2 separate regions of the Homo sapiens genome follow, and region 1 is linked to region 2. A link is a loop called in an ENCODE intact Hi-C map of the cell type or tissue named here. Cell type or tissue: PC-3. All regions are shown on one strand. Links, peaks and the distances in the headings refer to the core of each region. The heading gives the core; the rest is flanking DNA. Region 1 has its middle 270 kb from the start of LINC02118. Region 2 has its middle 200 kb from the start of LINC02118.

Evidence for each region. Hi-C counts contacts between places; a loop is a spot of excess contacts. Peaks named below come from ENCODE experiments on the same cell type or tissue, not always from the same donor. Only the 100,000 strongest peaks of a DNase experiment are listed, where the experiment ranks them.
Region 1: it touches region 2 in a loop (1.9-fold over the local background); 1 of 110 quality-filtered maps calls a loop at or near these places.

Annotation. Positions count from the first base shown.
Region 1 is chr5:51,732,107-51,737,500 of GRCh38, reverse strand. No RefSeq gene overlaps it. Among named protein-coding and RNA genes, the nearest start is that of LINC02118, 270 kb to the left of the region's middle. In PC-3, for the core only: no CTCF peak of the experiment used is centred there; a DNase peak (open chromatin) is centred at 2,640.
Region 2 is chr5:51,807,367-51,812,760 of GRCh38, reverse strand. No RefSeq gene overlaps it. Among named protein-coding and RNA genes, the nearest start is that of LINC02118, 200 kb to the left of the region's middle. In PC-3, for the core only: no CTCF peak of the experiment used is centred there; a DNase peak (open chromatin) is centred at 2,030; H3K27ac peaks cover 3,357 bases.

The DNA.
Region 1 (5,394 bases), core at 140-5,139, 75 kb after region 2:
CACATATACACATGGAATACTACGCAGCCATAAAAAATGATGAGTTCATGTCCTTTGCAGGGACATGGATGCAATTGGAAATCATCATTCTCAGTAAACTCTCACAAGAATAAAAAACCAAACTCTGCATATTCTCACTCATAAGTGGGAATTGAACAATGAGAATACAGGAAGGGGAACATCACACTCTGGGGACTGTTTTGGGGTGGAGAGAGGGGGGAGGTACAGCTTTAGGAGATATACCTAATGCTAAATGACGAGTTAATGGGTGCAGCACACCAGCATGGCACACGTATACATATGTGACTAACCTGCACATTGTGCACATGTACCCTAAAACTTAAAGTATAATAATAATAAAAAATAAATAAATAAAAATAAAAGAGACATGAAACATTAAGAAAAAAAAAGCCACAGAAAATGGCTTTACCGAACATAGATGCTGTGTGGGTAGAGAAATTATCATGCCTAGTGATTGAAACTTACATATAACTTACATAGAGTTAATTTTTGTTTCCTATGTGTGCCAGCTATGAATACAAGTTACGAAAGTTTTTGTAATTTTCTGTGTAAAAATTTTAAGAAACATGATTTATTTATATTTGCTGACATTTTTTGTTAGCTTTTGAAGTTGTTCTAGCTGAAATTACACCAGGTAGCTTTGGCTTTTACAAAATATGCTTGGGTACCACTATTACATATTTTTTCCTGTATATAAACCTCAGTTGTGTGCTTGGCAGTGACAATTCAATCCACATAGTTCTCGATCTTCATAGTTCCGTGTTCAAAGTTTTAAGGAGATAATACTTTTTTATTGTTAACATCCAACATGTAAAATGGCATTAATAGGGGACCTATACACTCAGAGACTTTCCTGTACCGTGGTCCTGGTATATAAATGACAACATATAGGCTTTGTATCTGTGCATTTGCCAATATGTCTTTCTATCGCTTATTCCAAGCCCTTACTGCACAGGAGGAAACATCCAAGTATTCTCAAGTGTTACATTTATCTCCTACTGAGAAAATACTATATTACACTCCTTGTGATGAGAGTGGTTAATCAAGAAATAAAGTGAGGTTTCTATATAAATAAAATGCAGTGCAGGGAATAGAAGCAAATAAAGACACTGGGTTTTTAACGATTTTCTAGAAAAGAACTATATCCATATTCTTCTGAAAATAGTACTCCAATACAATTATTGAATCATTACCTTCTTCTTCAAGGATTTAAAAAATTACTTTCCTTAAATATATTTGTGGTAGGCATAATTTTTAAAATGCCCCCACTTCTACCCCCACCCCAAAAGACGTGCCACCCTAATCCCTGGAACTGGTGAGTTTGATGAGGTATTGTTATGCTATTTGGCCTAGTTGAACTTAAGATAGGAAGATTCTCTGTGCAGGCTTGACCTAATCACTAGGCCCATAAAAACAGAAGAGGAAGGCAGGAAAGAAAGACTTTAAGCGTGAGAAGGACTCAATATGCTGTTGCTGGCCAAATGGCAAGAAATGTGAGCATCCTCCTAGGGAAAAGAATGGCCTTCCCAAACAGCAGTAAAGGAAACCATGACCTAGGACTTAAAAATCACAAGGAACTGGATTTTTCCAAAAAACTTAATAAGCCTGGAAGTGAGTTCTTTTCCACAGCCTCCAGATATGAGCCTGGCCTGGCCAACACCTTGATTTCTGTGATATCCTTAAAGAAATCCAGCCACTTGTACCTAGACTTGTAACCTACAGAACTGTGGCCTAATAAATGGAGGTTTTTTTAAGCTGCAAAATTTGTGGTAACAGCTATCATGTGATATGGTTGTCTGTGTCCCCACCCAAATCTTAAACTGTAGCTCTCATAATTCCCATGTGTTGTGGAAGGGATCTAGTGGGAGGTAATTGAATAATGAGGGTTGGTCTTTCCCATGCTGTTCTTGTGTTAGTGAATAAGTCTCATGAGATCTGACAGTTTTATAAAGGGGTGTTCTCCTGCACATCCTTTCTCTCTTGCCTGCCTCCACGTAGAATGTGACTTTGCTCCTCCTTTGCCTTCCACCATGATTGTGAGGCCTCCCCAGTCATGTGAAACTATGAGTGCATTAAACCTCTTTTTCTTTGTAAATTACCCAGTCTTTGGTGTGTCTATATTAGCAGTGTCAGAATGGACTTATACAGTCTTTATGCAGCAACAGAAAACTAACACAGTATCACTGCTTTTATTCAGTTTTTGGAGAGTAAAGTGGTTTATTCAATCATTGAGACCCTCAACAAGTCTTTAAACATAACGGTTGCACTTTGAAACAAAATTATCATAACTTTAAAAAAAATCCAGGTTGATTGAACTACACTTGATGAATGCATCTTCGAATGTCCTCTGAAACTTCACACCAATGAAGTACTTAAAATATTGTCTTAGGATGGAGTAAAGTTAATGAAAATGACAAACTGAGTTCTTCCTATCTTAAAAATAGTGATTCATATTTATATCATCACACATCTTTTTCTTCTTACTAATATTTATTTTGTGATTATTTACAGAAGTAATCTGATAATCACAAAATAACAAACATTACTTAGGAGCTTACAAATGTAATTCCAATTCCTGGGCACCTAGAAGGCTACATTTTCCTGCGGCCAGGTTGGGGGCCACATGACTAAGTTCTTGGCAATATATTATGCATAGGAATGATGTAACTCATACCCATATGCGGCCTTGGAAATATATCTAGTTCAAACCTCTGATACGTTTTCTTCTTCTGTGGTGACATCTGTGGTGACCATGTTTTTAAGATGGTAGCAATACAAACTAAGGAAGTTTGGATGCCTGAATTATTTCATCCAGGAATGAAACTCCTCAGACCCACACCAGAAGTAAGCCTTTAATTAATCTCCTGGACTGGAAGGTATAGGTATATATCTACAAATCTCCTGAATTGGAAGGTATAGGTATATGCCTATATATGTATAGAGACTAGAAATGACGTATTTCCCTTTGTATTTCCTTTTAAAACTATCATGTGGCTACAATATAGTCTCACAAATTATCAGTAGGTAAATTTCATAAGTACCAAGAAGATTGAGACCTCATCTTGTCATCTTACTAGACCTAGTTTTATCGAAGGGTCTGGCTTAAAGCCCATAAATAATTAGTCAATAAATTATTATGACTTTATTAATGAAGTCATATTTTGACTTTGATTAATAAAGTGAATAAATAATTATCTAGTGAATGAATGAATGAATGCCTTGTTCATCTAGCTATAACCTACTCTTACAATAAGGAAGATCATCTATTCTATTTAACATCTTATTGGGATTACCTCTGGCCCACATGTCTTGTCAAACAGCCTAGGCTTATTACAAATGTAAATAGCTGACTGGAGCTTACTACCCACATTCCTCAAGCCCTTTATTCCAGAAGATGAAGTTAAATTCCTATTAGAGATCAAAAGTACTTTTATGTCCTCCAATAACAAGCCAGGCTTGATGCAGCAAAACTAGACACTCAGAAAAAGCCTCCCATTGTAATTGACACCCAATACAGCCTGTGGTCAATATCTGGCACTCTGGTGTGCAACTGACTACAGGTACTTGACTTGGGAAAAAGAAGGAAGGAGAAATAGCCTAAAAACGTTAACTTGGGACAAAATATCTAATGGATTTGCAGTATACACAAAGAAGCACAGACCCCAATTACCAATTTATTACCTAGTCTCAAATAGGTACCTGAGGAGGACAGATAGAGACAACAGGTAATTGCTGTGTCCAGGAGGACAAGTTCAGGTAAGAGAAGAAAAAGTTGTTGAAAACCAGAAACAAATATTAATCAATACAAACCTGAAAACCAAAAGAAAAAAATAATGTAAGCAAACAGTCCAACAAATGGGTTAATTTACTCCCAGGAAATGCCAATAGTAGGGCTTTGTTAAATAGCGCAGCATTTTTGTATAAAGTAAAATCTGAAATTACCTAAATATCAACAGGTTTATGGATAAGTAAAATGTGTCGAGTTCAGAAATACTATGTTAGAATGACCTTGTTCAATTTCATTGTTTAAACATAAAAAGAGTTTAAAACAATAAAACATAGTATGACATCCAGATATAGCATAACACATATGGCAATCGAAACATTCCCTGTGTTACTTATGAGTTCTTTTCTGTGGAACTTTTGTTTTGAATTGTTACAAGCCAAATTCAAGATCACAGCTACCTGCTGGCACAGAAGAATGATTAAGCTTCCGAATGATAAAAGGAGTTTAAGTATGTGATGGTTTGTTTATTTCTCATATGAAAGGAAAGATCTAAAGCAAATATGACAAAAGTTAACATTTATTTATTATGGTTATTTGGGAGATGGCTATTTTCATGTAATAAATTTTTCTCATATTAAAAGAGTAATAACACTTGCAGTAATCTGTGCTGCTGTTTTTGTTCAGTAAAATGTACTTAACGTGAACTGTGTCAAAAAATTTATTTCCTTCAGAATTTTGAAAAATTAATTCCCAATTTTTAATACCTAGAAGGATGAGGTAATTCATATTTAATGATTATTATCAAAATAGTGCCAGTTTCCAATCAAATGTTTAGACAGTGGAGCCTGAATAAATATAGGGGCAGGAAGAAAATATGGACCTCTTAACAGTAGCATGTGGGACATGTAATTTTCTTCCTATGTCCTAGGACAAGATTCTGGAGAAATATGATTTTCCTTAAGGAATGTATCATTATAAAGTACATTTCTAATAGTAATTATTTGAAGCAGCAAACACACTGACCACCTTTATGTTATTGACATGAAATCAACAATATGCAACGATACTCTACTAATTAACTCAAGTTGAGCTAATTGGGAGGGATACAGAAAGGTTTTTCACTCTTCGCCAATCAGGAAGCAGCCGGGCCTACTGTACAGGGAGATTCACACTCTGTCAGATTTGTAGGTTCCTGAGACAGGATACAAACCTTATGTCCTTGGACAATGCCAAGCTCTTCATCTTATCTTTGCTTTCACTGACACAGGAATGTTGTCTTTGTCCCAACTGCTATCTCACTAATTATGAATGAAATTTAGTACAAAATGGTTGAGGAATTCTGATTTATTAGATTCTAAAAGAATCCAATACTCTGTCATAATAGTGAACAGGAAAGAAATTAATTCTTTGATGAATAGAATTGCTATTTCACTGCTTTGTTTCTCTTTAAAGTATAATCTAAATGGAGTAATTATCATTGGACGTCAAGAAACTAAAGTGGCCCAAATTATTTTTCTTGTTCAATTCAGTAATTGTACTTGCATTAATAACAGTATTTGTCTATAGAGCTCCAGACATTTCAGTTTGTTAGGAATTGTTTAAGCCAAATCAAATATTATTAATGCATGCACCAAAACAAAGGGGTA
Region 2 (5,394 bases), core at 129-5,128:
GTAAATAATATTCCATGTGGACCCTATTTGCCAGGTTTCTTTTTTCTTTTCCTAAAGAAAATGACCCTTTAAATAGTTTTCCTTTTTTCATTTTCAGTACAGAAAATGTATTAATATTTAGGCAGGAAAAATATTTTAAAATTTTAAATATATTTGAAAAAATACTCCTGTTTGCCTATTTGATATTCATGAAAGCAAAGTTTATTCATTTGGTCCCAAATTTATAGGATATACTGTATTTATTCATGCGATGCCTGTATATGTTTGATTAGAAATATAAAATTATGACACAGCTGACTTTGTGTTTATCATCTTAACACTTTTCAACCTGAAATAACATAAAAGCTTTTTTCTTCAAAAGACCAATATTTAAAGGGTGTTGATTTATGTAAATCAATAATTTATCAACTTGCTGTCTTTCCTTGCTGCTAGCCAGATGCTTCTCGCTTTGCTCGGCCAGACAATGTCAGCTGCAACACATAATGGCCTCTGCTTCATGTAGAAATAAGAGCATAAATATTTTAAAAATCCTGCTACAGGAAGTAAGGAGGGTTGGGGTGGGGGTGAGAGATTTTACTGGTTTATTGTGAGAGTGGAACAAGTCTACATATTTTATGGGTTGGTTTTATCAGAAGTGGAGGCAGGGACGTCTCTTAGCCTGATTTTTATCTCCTAACAAGGCTGACAGACCAAAGTCTTTTCATAGCAATTTGTTGAAGACATCTGGTGAAGCTTTCTAGGGGATGAACGCACTGCAGAGTGTTCCTCTGGTATCAGTTGGCATGGCAACCAGTAAAAGACTATTCAACATCAGTAGGTTTCAAAAAGGTTGAGGCCTAGTTGAAAATCCATTTGGGCTCCTACCTGCAAAATTCTTTTGAAAATGCACTAAATCTTTTCTTAGGGCTCTAGAGACTGAACCAATATGTACAACTGTGGCACCTTCAATCTTAAATAATTTTCAAAACATGGGATTAATGATTCCAGTCACTGGAGGTATTACAGAAGATAGGGAATTACTGGCACTGTGTTGGAGAGGATATTAGTAGAAACACGGTTGTTGTTTCTCTTTGTGTCTTATCACACAGGAAACAAAGTGTTACTTTCAAATTTCAAGTTAATAGGATCAAATGAATGAAAGAAAATCTTTACAGGCATTTTAAAAATATATGTATTTGTCCCGAAGGACTAACTATGATTTTCAATGCTGAAAGTGAATAATCTATTTTAAAATATTTGTTACTATAAAGAGTCTTTTCAAAAGATTGCTACTATTTTATGCTAGAATATTCTAGTTCCAGGACATTTTTTATAATGTTATTATCTGTTTAAGCATTATGTTTTGCTATCAATAAAGTTATAACTCTTTGAAAGACAAATAAACACTGACGTTAACACAATTTTTATAAGTTATAACTAAACTAATATTAACTTTAACTAAAATGAAAAGTTCTTGTGATATTTCATCCAAATACATGTTGCATTGCATTGCTGATTTACAGCCAGGATCCTAAAATGAAAAGACAAAAAAAGGAAATAACTTTCTAAAAACATATTCTAAAAATTTATAACATGAGAAAAATAAATAACAGCACATGACATCTTTGCCCTGATCATGAGTTAAGATATAAATATTTCATTTAAGCGAAATATTCCATTCAACAGAGGGTAGTCATCAAACTTAATTTTAAATTAAAAGTTTACTCAAAATTTAAATGACAATGTTATTCTTCAGTGATTTTCACTGGCTCATGAAACTTGTGTAATGGAGTCCAGCAATAACACCACCAGCATCCCCACAATATTTAGAGCCGATTTGTATCAGTATCAAATGATACTAGTGCTGTTATCCCCCTCACCTCAGAGGCATGTGAGAGTGAATGAGGTGGCACAGGATGTCTGTGAGCTGCTTGAAATCATGCCATGAGGCATATCCAAACAGGAATTTATTTGTATTACGGACGAGTAATTCTGGTTATACTTTATTACATTCTATTGCCTCAGAGGCCATAACAATATTGGCAAGTGATGATTCAGCCTACTACAGGGGCCAGGAAGCCAAACAATTTGGGTGCTTTTCCTGGTCCTAATACTGATCTGAGTAAGAGGGAGGCCTTCCCTTCTTGCAGCCTCCTAAATTCTTTCTCAGGAGAATGAGGACAGAAGGCAGCCCTTGCTGTTCCCACAGAATTGTGATAAAGAGGGTAATTCTGCTTGATAGGGTTTTGAAAATTATAGAGTTCTGAATTATAAACTGTTTTTGTTGCTGATAAAGTAAGGAATGAATTGAATTAAAAATATTCAACATAATCAAATAATACCATTAAATTTTGAAGGCATTTAGAAATTCAGTAATTTTATAGCTTCCCAGGAAGCACTAAACAGCAACTTTTCTTCTTGAGTCTGGAAGTTGCAACTTGCTCTTGCTTTCTTTCATTCTCTCCTTTCCTTGAAAATGGACTGGGGACTACTGGCTGTTTTTCTGTGACCATGAAGCAGCAGAAAGGAAGACCTCTTTGCTCACTCTCCAAATTACATTGATGTGAAGCTCCTTCTTTTACAGTGTACTAGGGCAAACGCCAATATATCGCTTAATAATTGCAACAATTTATAAAGCATTTATGAAATGCCAGGCACTATGTCAGGAGGTCAATACATATTATTTCATTTATTCATCGTGACCTCCCCCAGAATATATTATTATGCCTTTTTTACAGATGAAAAAAACTGAGGCTGAGACAGGTTAAGCAGAATCATTATGAAAAGCCTTAAATCCAGTTCTGTCTTTCCCCAAAGGTGCACATATTTGGACAAATCAGAAAGGCCAGAGAAAGGATTTTTTTCACATTTACTCAAATCAAAAAGTAAACACATCTGTGGATAAGTGAATAATTTACAGGTGAAAGTCATAAGAAGGAATCTATTCTGACTTCCTGCTCTTGGTCCAAGCTACCTACACAAAGCAAGTCTTAAAAGCTCCCAGAATTTTAGACTTCTCTTCAGGCATTTATAGATGATGGGTCATTGCTGCTAGAAAGAGTACAAAACTCTCCACCCAGTCTTATATGGCTGTGTGGGGATCAGTCGGCCCCTGCACTTTCACAGTGAGTACTCAAAGCAACAAATACTGACAATAAATGACATACAAAGCTTCTATTCCCCTCTTCTGTTCCATTTCTCATTTTTCAGCCCTTGGTAAATGCCACATCCCCCAACCCTAGAAGATGTATTTGCGTCCAATCTTTTGACACAGGACCTTCAGGTCAGTGGATTGAAGGACAAAGAATAGGAAGAAATAGACAATCAGAATGACTAAGAACTAAATTTAAATAGACAAAAATTAATTTTTAATAAGAACATATGTTGACTACATGGCCCCAGGGAATTGACAGTTGAGCTTTGTGTCTTGTTAAACTTGTTTCAGTCCTTGCTACAAGGATTGAGTCTTTCACCAAAATGGAAAAGTTCCATAAGCCAAGAGGCTTCAGCTAAACATTTTTTTAAAAATTAATTTCCAGAATGCCAGGAACATCCTGCTGCAAAACCACAGGTGTAGCTCACTAGTGAACGTTTGAGTGATAAATTTATTACACAGCCTAATATCTACTAAGTCACATGATGAGACATAAGATGTGTTGTACCATCATGGCTTCAACCACCATATGCACAGAACCAGCCAGTACTCCAAATTAGAGCTGAAAATGTATCTTGCAACCAAACATGCTGCACTCCTCCCACCATAGTCTCATTCTGGAAAACAACATGATCTACTTCAATATTTAGCAATTTACTGCCCATAACATGAATACAGCCCATTTAGCTAAAATACGGAGGGGAGAAAACAGTATCAGCATGGGTCAAGAGCACATCAATAGATCAATAGATCAACTATTAAAAGGTGGAATATTATATTATAATAGTTTCAGCAGGAATCAGGTATCCACACAAAACTAATTGATGACAAGGTCACATAAGGAATATGGCAATTTCCTAGGTTGCCATGTGAATAGGTACGCATTATCCAGTTTAAGAGATTTCAGGGAGACTGGGGGATGGGCACATAACCATGTGGATGCCCACCAGATACCTGAAAATACAGAGACAGCATGTATAGTGCTTATGATGTGCATAATGACAGCACATGAGCTTTGGGGGTCTTGAACATTTTCCTGGAGAAGTTTTGGTCTGAGATAGAGATTCAAGAATGGGTAACTTTTACCCAGGGAAGTGGGAAGCACAACCAAGAGGGGCCAGTGTTTCACAAACATGAAAGATGACATGGTAGTGAGACAGTTTGCTCTTGTGGGAACAAAACCATTTTATTGTGAATTTGATGAGATTTTATCATTTCTGAAACAGGCAAAGGTATGTGCTAAAGTACATATTCAAAGAAATATTATTAGATAATTCTTCATATTGGACTTAATGGAACTATAACAATGAACTCAAGTGGTTGATCTGCAATGAAAATAGAATTGCAGGATAAAGCTTTACACTTACACAAAGCACCCACTATACTGAGAACTAGCTGTGAGATCTTGGGCAACTCGGTTGATGGTCCTACGACTTAGTTTCCCTATTTATAGAAGTATCTCCAAGATCCTGCCCATCTCTCTCAATTTCTACATCTGTGGTGGTGGTGTTGACATTTTTATTGAATGGAGCTCTTTTGCACAAAATCGGGGCAATGCTGCATTTGCTTTTCAATTAATTATTTCTCAACTAAATAAATAACCATCATTTTAAGTCAGATTACTCTAACTTCGAAATAACTCTAATAAGTAATTTGCTGCTTTAGTGGCATTTTAATCTATATTTATGAAAGAAGGTGGGCACCTGAGAATAATTCATTTTCTACTTATTCCTTAAGTTCAAAATTTGATAGATTTGACATATTTGTTCTCAAATATGCATGGATTAATTTCCTCTGCCAGTGAAACTACACACACACACACACACACACACACACACACACACACACACACAAATTGATTAGAAACCTCAATGTTTCTGTCATTAAAATGAGGGAAGACCATAGTGGCCAGAATTTGAAGTTAGATCCTGGATGGACATTAAAATCTAACATCAGGCCAGGCGCGGTGGCTCACGCCTGTAATCCCACCACTTTGGGAGGCCGAGGCAGGTGGATCATCTGAGGTCAGGAGTTCAAGACCAGCTTGGCCAACATGGTGAAACCCCCGTCTCTACTAAAAATACAAAAAAAAAAAAAAATTTAGCCAGGCATGGCACATGCCTATAGTCGCAGCTACTTGGGAGGTTGAGACAGAATCGCTTGAAATTAGGAGGCAGAGGTTGCAGTGAGCAGAGACCACACCACTGCACGTCCCAGTGACAGAGCAAGACTCTGTCTCAAAAAAAAAAAGAAAAGAAAAA